3 separate regions of the Homo sapiens genome follow, and regions 1 and 3 are each linked to region 2. The links are chromatin contacts, found by Hi-C or POLR2A ChIA-PET in ENCODE. All regions are on one chromosome and are shown on one strand. Each heading gives the region's core, a stretch centred on a gene start or an enhancer-like site at or near the end of the contact. The rest is flanking DNA. Distances are from core to core; before and after follow the strand shown. Region 1 holds the start of COMTD1 (catechol-O-methyltransferase domain containing 1). Region 2 overlaps DUSP29 (dual specificity phosphatase 29). Region 3 overlaps KAT6B (lysine acetyltransferase 6B).

Region 1 (2,969 bases), core at 108-2,607, 190 kb after region 2:
GATCCCTTACTCTGAGGACGGCGAGGATGCCTCCGGGTCGCAGCAGCTGCAGGCAGCGCTCGTAGTAGGCGGAGCAGTTCTCCTTGTCCGCATCCACCACGGCCACGTCGAAGGTGCCGGCCTCGCCCGCCGCCAGCAGCTCGTCTTGCGGGGGGAGGGAGGGCAGGTGCGGCTGAGTCCGCGGCCCCGGCGGCCCTGAGGCCCCTCCCAGGCCGGCCCGGGCTCTGTGACAACCGGCCCTGCCCTTAACCTGCCCGGCAGGCCCAGTCACAGCTCGGCCACACAGCAGCCTCGTTTGCAATGAATGGCTTCAAAGCCCTTCCCGCTTCGGTGCTCACCCAGGGTCTCCAAGGCGGGCTTCAGCCGGAGGTCGATCTTGTGCTCCGCCTCGGCCTGCGGAGGGAGCGGGTCAGCCGTTGCGCCCCCGCCTGGGGCTGCAGAGCTAGGCGCGGGCGCTCACCTGCCTCCACAGGGGCCGTCCCAGCTCCGGGGGCTGCGCGTCCACCTCGCAGGTCACCACGCGCCCGTCCGCGGGCAGCGCCAGGGCCAGGGCCAGGGCGGAGTAGCCCGTGAAGGTGCCTGGGACCAGGACACAGACGGGCTCAGCCCAGAGTGGGGGTCGGCCCGGAAACCTCGGCCCTCCGGGATCCCGGCCGCGTGCCCCTACCCAGGTCCAGCGCCTTCTTGGCCTGGATGAGCCGCGCCAGGTTGGCCAAGAGCTGGGCCTGCTCGCAGGTCATCATAGAATCCCCCTGCGGCTGCTCCAGGGTCAGCTGCGTGAAAGGAGAGGGTGGCACCAGCCATGCAGGTCACCCACCTTCGCCCTGGGGGTCCCAAGCCCCAGGGGCGCGGTTCTGGGCGTGGCCTGGGGGACTGGCCCTTCGGAACGCCCACCGCACCCGGCCCAGGGAAGCCGGAAGCCCAGGGAGGGCCAGGGCCCAGCCCAAGGTCACACAGCCACGTGGGACCCGCAGGGGTCGAGAGGGACGCCCGTTTCCGTCCCGCGCCCTGCTGACCAGCCTCAGGCTTCGCAGCGCCGGGTGCTCCCGCATGGAGCGGCTCAGAAGATACTGCCACAGGCGGCTGTCCTCGGGGGGAAGCAGGCACTGCTCTCGCCGGCCTCGCCATGGGGGGCACCGCCTCCCTGACGGGGAGAGGGTGTTGGATTAACCTGAGCCACGCCGCGCCCTACTCTGCGCCCGCCCACCCGCCCGCCGGGACCAGGTCCTGCTCACCCAGGAAGAGGCCAGTGGCGAAGGCGGCGCCCAGTGCGGCTGAGCCCAGGGCCAGCGCGGCGGGCACGGAGAGCCGGGGCACCGGCTGGGTCATGGCGCGGGCAGGAGGCGGCGGGAGGCAGTGACAGGTCACGTGAGCTGGAGCTCCTGGGACAGGTCTCGGACTCGCGGGCCCGCCGGGCTCCACCTTGTCGGGGCACTACCCGCGGAGCCGCGGTCTCGGGCATCATCTGGCGGCCACACAGCCTTACTGCAAGCCCCGCCCGAGAGAGCCGGGCGCGATCTGGTGGCCGCGCCGGGAACTGCGCCCCTGCGGGGAGCAGGCCAAGCGCCTAGATCTGAATTTTCCCGCCTGTGCCCGCAGTCCAGGTGCCTGCCTCCATTCCCCTCCTGCCAATGCTTTTTTCTCCTCGCCACCATTTATTCTGAGGCCCCTTGGGGGCATATGTGAATTGTGTATGGAGGGCGCCAGTGTAAGTTACAAGATAGTCACAAGTACAAGAGATAGAGATTAAAGGGGGAAGGCCTCCTGGACAAGATGCCCCAAAGCATCAGGCTGAAGGAGTGAGGGAACTGGTTTGAGGGCATGCAGCCTCGAATTGGGGTTCAGGAGCCCTGGGGTGGGCCTGTGGAACTGAGACCATATTCTTAGCTGTTAAAATCCTGCTTTTGGGGGCCAGATGGATACGAGTGTCTAATCTTGGTCCTGCCAGTCTCTCTGAGCCTCAGTTTCCTTCCTGTAAAATGAGGCCTACAATCTTACCATAAAAGGCACCAGATCCCACAGCTTCGCACACAGTAGCACAATACATAAGTGGCAGCTGCTGTTATGTTGGTAGGTTGGAATGAAGACATCTTGGGGAGAAAGCCGGTGAAGCTCCCTTGCAAGGTTGTTCTGTTGAAACACTGTCCAGAGAACACTGATTGAACCCCTACCATGCGCCAAACTCCGGAGGAGGTGAAAGACGCTGACGCTGTCCTTTTTTTTTTTTTTTTTGAGACTGAGTCTCGCTCTGTCACCCAGGCTGGAGTGCAGTGGCACAATCTGGTCTCACTGCAACCTCCACCTCCTGATTCAAGCGATTCTCCTGCCTCAGACTCTGGAGTAGCTGGGACTACAGGCACGCACCCCTACACCCAACTAATTTTTGTATTTTTTGTAGAGACGGGTTTTGCTATTTTGGCCAGGCTGGTGTCAGACTCCTGGCCTCAAGTGATCTGTTTGCCTCGTCCTTCCAAAGTGCTGGGATTACAGGCCTGAGCCATTGTGCCTGGCGTTGGTGTTCTTTTTTTTTTTTTTGGCAAGGTCTCTGGCAAGGCTGAAGTGCAGTGGCAAGATTACTGCTTATTGCAGCATCGAGCTCCCAGGCTCAGCAATCCTCTTGCCTCAGCCTCCCAAGTAGCTGGGACCACAGGCGGTCACCACTGTGCCCAGCTAATTTAAAAAAAAAAATTTTTTTTTTAAAGAGAAGGGGTCTTACTATGTTGTCCAGGCTGGTCTCGAACTCCTGGCTTTAAGTGATCCTCCTGCCTCAGCCTCCCAAAGTGCTGGGATTACAGGTGTGAGCCCCCGTGCCTGGCCTCTGGTTGGTATTCTTAGTGAAGCTGGTTTCAGAGATGCAGGTCACACACAGCTGGCGGGTGGCCTAAGCTTCACGACTTCTGCCTCTGTGAAATGGCGTTATGAATAGTCCCAACCTCCTAGGGGACCAAATGAGAAAATCCAGGCTGAGG
Region 2 (2,853 bases), core at 59-2,558:
CAGATTGGAGACTTCTGAAAAGTCAGATCTCCCACATTTGCACTGACTCTCACAAGACAAGCATTAGCTGAGGCTGGGTGGCAGGTGCCCCTCTGAAGGGGTACAGGGCTCTCTGCTTAGCCACAAGTGCCCCCTACCCACACCCCTCCGCTGTACATGCAGCCATCTTCATTTGTTTACACTCTGCATGGTTCTGCAGGGTAGGCGTTTGAGCCCTGACTTGAATTATTTAGATATGCCAGTGCAAAGGTGCTGAGAGCAGAGCCTACCCTGCCATCTCCAGTGGGGTCATGTCCTGCTCCCCATCCCTAGCCATCTGGTCGAGTCCCGGCACCCCCATCCATTCATTCTATCCCACTCATAGTCTCTGATCCAAGTATCTACTCTCCTCCGTTGGCCCTTTGTTTGCTAGGTGCCACCTGGTCTAACAGTCATGATCCACAGCAGCCTGACACCTCCTCATAATGTTCTGTCATCTGCCTAGGCCTAAGCTTCAACTTGAGAGCCTGATTCTTTCTGGATTTGGCAGTGGGGGCAGACCCTAAAATTGAGTGCCAGGAACCTACAACAAGCTTTCATGTGAGTATATCTTACAGTTCAAAGTTGGAATGTCTTTTTTTTTTCTTTGAGGATTGGAAACTTTACGATGATGATGTGCACATGCTGGCGTGGTTATATGCTTCACAGTGTATGACCACGCTTTATCAAATACATCCGAGAGCCTGCTGTCCACCAGGTTCTATGCTAAGCGCTTTACGCGCGTTACTGCTGATCCTCATTATAACCTCTGAAGGTAAATATTTTTATCACCGGATGGAGAAACCAAGGCTCAGAGAAATCACATCGTTAGTAAATTGTGTGACAGAAATGTAAACCCAGCCCTGTCTTCTCCGAAGCCTGCCAGGCCCCTTCCATGAAGGGTAAGGTCTAAAATATAGTAATGGCAAGTGAGTGCATTAAACAGAAACTGAAGGATTAGGTTGTTGCAGTCTTTGTTTTTTTCATGTCAAATGTGTTTTCAGTTAACTTCAAATACTATGAGGCAAATTTTACCTTGTGGTGATGACTCAGTTCAGTTGTGTTTTTGATCCTGCTTGGAAACCCAGAATGTACACAGCACAAAAGATGGTTCATAAATAGACTCATAAAAGGAAGGCCTGGAAATGAGGCATCTTCTAATACAGGCATGTTAGCTCTAAGGGTTTTTTTTCATTGTGACATTGCTTTCTGAGCCAAAATAATGACAAATTGTTGGTGGCTATGGTTGGCTGTGGGGCCAGGGCCACCTTGGGATGTCCATTAAGGTCTGATATTGTCCAGCAGACCTGGCCTAGGCCCAGCCCCAGGTTGCAAGTTCCTGCAGCAGACTATTTGGTCAGTCACTGAGCCTTGTAATCACAACCTCTTGTGGCAAGAAAGGCTTTCAGTAACCAGATACCCTGAATTATGTGATGGCTCCACAAAGGGGTGTGTGACACATTGGGCTGAAGTCAGAGCACAGATTAGGGAGCTGAAGTCCCTCTGGCCTCTGTGGAATTCCACTGAAGTACACCCTGCAGCAATAACTGTATATTGTCTTACCCCCGATGCGTCCCTAAGCTGTGCCCTTCTCTCCAAAATAGCCTTGTAGCCTTTGCTGGATTAGGGTAGCCAACAGTGCATTCTGAGCACAAAGACTAGCACTGTGATTTAAAAGCTGGATAATTAACACTGGGAAAACTTGGACGCTGGGGGTGCAAAACCCAAATTATACCTCAAATACAGCGTGCCAGTAAAGCCCAGCTTGTCAGCTTTCTACTGGAGGCCTCACGAGGCTGAGTGTAACTGGGGAGTGTAACTTGGTTGGTGGGCAGGAGAATTTAAGGTCTCTCCATGGATTCCCACTCAAGTCAGCTCCCTGAGGGTTTTCTGGCATCAAAGCCCTTGGCTACTAGTTGGGTTCAGGCCCAGGCACAATTAGTGTCTCCGGCCGCAGTCCCAGCTTTGAGAGCTCCCAGACCGCCTCCGCCTTTTGAAGGATGGCAAATGTTCTTTAGCAAAGACTCCGACCAAAAGGCCTTTTATTCTTACGCCCTATTTCCATTCCCCAGAGCTGCAATCAAGGCCCGAACCCCACCAGCAGCACGCTGGGTGGTGCAGGTCCTTAAACCTTCACAGCTTCCAGGGGCTCGGACCTTTACCCTCGGCCACAAGCAGCCCCAGTGGCCCAGCTTTGCGACAAAGATTTCGCACGCGCACATCCCGCTTCCGGCCTGGGCCTCAGACGGGGAAACCTTGGGCTAAGGGCGGAGCCTAGGCTAGGGGCGGAGCCTTAGTGGGGCGGGGAAGGGGCGGGGCCTAAGCTACGGGCGGGGCGAGTCGGGGCGGGGCGGGGCGGGGCCGATCGGGGCGGGGCCGCGGGTCTCTTACTGTGGTCGTCGCTTAGCGCTCTGTCGATGAAGGCTGCCGCCGGGTAGAAGAAGACACTGAGGTCGAAGGTGGGCAGGTCGTCGGCCTCCACGCCGTGGTACTGGATGTCCATGTCGCGGTAGTAGTCGGGCCCAGTGTCCACGTTCCAGCGGCCGTGGGCCGCGTTCAGCACGTGCGTGAACCCCGCCTTCTGCAGCCTATAGCGGTCCAGCGCCGTCGCCCTGGGCGCAGGGGAGAGAAATCTGTGGGCGCGCGGCGCCCTGCCCCGGGTCCGGGAAACTCAGGGGCCACCCACGCTTTCCGCTGTGGATTCCAGTTCCAGAATGAGGACTAGTTATTGCAAATGAAGTCCCAAAGCTCTGCTCTTACCCGGTCCCCTAGGCCACCTGCACTGTTTTGTGATTCTGGCTCGGCTGTCTCAAGAAAGGACAGGGTGGAGGCTGG
Region 3 (3,001 bases), core at 327-2,826, 190 kb before region 2:
ATTTTTGTATTTTTTGTAGAGATAGGGTTTCGCCACGTTGCCCAGGCTGGTCTTGAACGCCTGAGCTCAAGCAGTTCACACACCTCGGCCTCCCAAAGTACTGGGGTTATAGGCGTGAGCCACCGTGCTCAGCCTTTTATTTTTAATATATAAGAAATGCCTTTTTTTTTTTTTTTTTTTTAATTTGAGATGGAGTCTTGCTGTCTTGCCCAGGCTGGAGTGTAGTGGCATGGTCTCGGCTCACTGCAACCTCCGCCTCCCAGGTTAAAGCAATTCTCCTGTCTTGGCCTCCCGAGTAGCTGGGATTACAGGCATGTGCCACCACTCCTGGCTAATTTTTTTGTATTTTTAGTAGAGACGGGGGTTTCACCATATTGGCCAGGCTGGTCTCGAACTCCTGACCTTGTGATCTGCCCACCTCGGCCTCCCAAAGTGCTGGGATTAGAGGCATGCCCCACCACGCCCAGCCCATTGTTTTATCATGACAGTAGCAATGTGTTTTAATTGTAAAATTCTTGACTTTTTGTTTTGTTTATAAACTTCCTTTTCTTGGCCCTGTGCCTTAAACTACAGTAGATTAGGTGAAACTGTTCTCTGATCACACTAGCATTTAAAATATGAACCTGAATCTTCTCAGGTACTTTGATCTCTCCAATCTATTAATGTTTCTGAGTACATAAACATCAATTAGCTCACCAAATTAAAGTTAGCAAATGCGTCAGCCATGTAATTTGCATGTGACATTTTGAGTTAGCAGGGCCAAGAGGGAAGTATGTTTTTGTGAGTGGGTGTGCTTATCTCTCTGTCTTCAGGTGGTGATGGAAAGTTGTACATGTAAGAGAAGGAGTTGTGGCAGTGGATATGTGAAATGCTAACTGTACATATGCCTCTGCTTGGGGCAGAAGCACTTTACCAGAGAAGTCTCCAACAGTTGCAAACTACATATTCTTTTTCCTTATATAAGTGAATCTTTTAATTAGTGTAATATTATGTAGAGTGTATGTTTTTTCTGTTTTTTTTTAATGAAAGGTGATATTTTGATAAATCTGCAAAATGAGCAATATAGACAACATTTTAGAGTGAATGATACTAGATTTAAACTATGAGGCTGGTCTCTGCAAAGATACAAAGTAAATACTAATCACTGGTCTAAGCAAAATCCAGGAAGGATTTTTGTTAATTTGACAAGTGGGTTTAGAATTCTTTAGCCACTATTTTTTAGAAACCAGCTTTGTTCATACATCCTTTCTCTAATTTGCCTCACTTTTGATCTGTGATAAACCAGCTGCAATTTGGTTTCATTAACAAACTTAACTGGTCAACAGATGTTTTGGCTCTATTTTGTCCTTTCTATTAGAAACAGCATAGGCGTACACAGAAACCATGCTGGGCCTTTTCCTGTCTGTAGCTCGACAGGCGTTACAGAAGAGCAACCTAACTTTACTTACAAGTTCAATTTTTCTTCCTCAGTATTTTTATTATAGGTATACAAACATTGTAGTTTTGTCTCCCCCATCAAGTCGGTCTTTTGTTGTTAATCTTCCATCTGTTAGTCCAGTATACACTTCTCACCCTGCTTTTTAGCATTGCAAAATCTTAGCATGCAGGGAAAAAGGTACTATTGCAGGAGAGGTAATTGAGATATCAGCGACTCTTCCACAATTCAAGGGAAGGAGTGGAACTAGCCTGGTGAATTTAGATAATTTCTTCCGTCTTCTTTGATGTCAGTGAGCTGCCATATGGAGAGCAGTGAGGCCTGCAGGAAGGAGGTGAGCCTTGGTCTGGGCTGCCTAGGGTGTTCAGAGTGACATGGGCTGAGAGCCAGAGGCAGAGCTTGACTGTTTCTGTTAGTAGTTTCTGATGTGACCAGCCCTGCTTTTTGTCCAAGGTTTCCCTGTCATGCTTGCCACCCTATGGGTATGATGAAGTTTAAGAAACAGATCATAAACATTATCTTGGGAAAGAGAAACATAAGAACATATTAAAATCTAGTAATAAGGCCATTAAAAGATGACTCCCATTTGATATTTGACCAACTTGTTTTCAAAATTAGTATTGTAAACACTTCTGTCTTATAACAAAACCCAGCTTTAGCTGTTGAGCCTTGAGTTGTGAGTAAAGCAGCAGAAAACAGGATCTGCTAGTGGAAGAGTATTGGCTGTTTGAAGAACATCAGCTGTTCCAGGTAGACTCCTGGCAGTGTGTGAGCAGACCTGGGAAAGGCAGGCATGGAGGGAGCTAGGAAAATACTTCTCTCCTAACCTTTATAATTTATAAAATTAGAGTATTTCATAAATATTAAAAGAGTAGTACAGTAAACACTCTATTTCTTTCACATAGATTCACCAATTTTAACATTTTGCCACATTCTTTCTCTTCCTATATGTGTGTATATGTATATGTTTTTATACATGGGTGTGCGTATATATACAGCACATTTATATATTCACAATTTTGACTAAACTGTTGGAAACTAAATTACAAATATTATATTTCACCCCTAAATACTTAATAATATATCAAAAATGTTCTCTTATATACTATACTATTACGCAAAAAATTCGGCAGTGGAATGAGTGTTAACTGACAGTCCATATTTCCCCAAATGGCCCCAAAATCTCATTTATAACTTTTGACTTTTTTTGAGATGGAGTCTCGCTCTGTTGCCCAGGCTGGGGTGCAGTGGTATGATCTTAGCTCACTGCAACCTCCACCTCCCAGGTTCAAGCAATTCTCTTGCCTCAGCCTCCCGAGCAGCTGGGACTACAGGTGCGTGCCACCATGCCCGGCTAACTTTTTTTATTTTTAGTAGTGATGGGGTTTCGCCAGGTTGGCCAGGCTGGTCTTGAACTCCTGACATCAGGTGATCTACCCGCCTAGGCCTCCCAAAGTGCTGGGATTAAAGGTGTGAGCCACTGCGCCTGGCCAACTTTTGACTTTTCATCCAGGATCCAACCAAAGATCATATATTGCATTTGGCTGTCATGTCACCTTTAATAGA

The links. Hi-C counts contacts between places; a loop is a spot of excess contacts on that map. ChIA-PET counts read pairs that join two places held with the same protein, here RNA polymerase II (POLR2A). Pooled maps may share reads with other maps.
Region 1: a map of psoas muscle shows a loop between it and region 2 (4-fold over the local background). The contact joins the promoter of COMTD1 here to the enhancer-like site in region 2. A Hi-C loop is called at or near these places in 7 of 168 maps with a recorded cell type or tissue (CD14-positive monocyte, CD4-positive, alpha-beta T cell, Right ventricle myocardium inferior and 4 more), 16 of 37 single-sample maps with no recorded cell type and 19 of 50 pooled maps. POLR2A ChIA-PET finds 5 or more read pairs at or near these places in 1 of 52 experiments (Caco-2).
Region 3: a loop to region 2 is called in a pooled map, with 4 times the contacts of the local background. The contact joins two enhancer-like sites. A Hi-C loop is called at or near these places in 3 of 50 pooled maps. POLR2A ChIA-PET finds 5 or more read pairs at or near these places in 3 of 52 experiments (AG04449, OCI-LY7 and PC-3).

What each region holds. Positions count from the first base shown.
Region 1 is chr10:75,234,600-75,237,568 of GRCh38, forward strand. COMTD1 (catechol-O-methyltransferase domain containing 1) reads right to left here and starts at 1,358. Exons shown (of 7, transcript NM_144589.4): 1 at 1,236-1,358; 2 at 1,017-1,144; 3 at 668-773; 4 at 461-579; 5 at 339-393; 6 at 11-144. The coding sequence starts at 1,329. RefSeq lists silencers at 87-316, 477-766, 897-976, 1,137-1,276, 1,312-1,606.
Region 2 is chr10:75,041,388-75,044,240 of GRCh38, forward strand. DUSP29 (dual specificity phosphatase 29) reads right to left here. Exons shown (of 4, transcript NM_001003892.3): 3 at 2,410-2,630. Among named protein-coding and RNA genes, the nearest start is that of SNORD172, 21 kb to the left of the region's middle. RefSeq lists enhancers at 2,459-2,648, 2,789-2,853. Within about 2 kb of position 1,309, at least 3 of the 41 ENCODE cell types and tissues checked have a DNase peak (open chromatin) inside an H3K27ac peak, as active enhancers do; they include gastrocnemius medialis and psoas muscle, where a contact is called at or near this core.
Region 3 is chr10:74,853,460-74,856,460 of GRCh38, forward strand. All of the region lies in intron 3 of KAT6B (lysine acetyltransferase 6B), which reads left to right. Among named protein-coding and RNA genes, the nearest start is that of KAT6B, 28 kb to the left of the region's middle. RefSeq lists a silencer at 2,611-2,821. Within about 2 kb of position 1,577, at least 9 of the 41 ENCODE cell types and tissues checked have a DNase peak (open chromatin) inside an H3K27ac peak, as active enhancers do.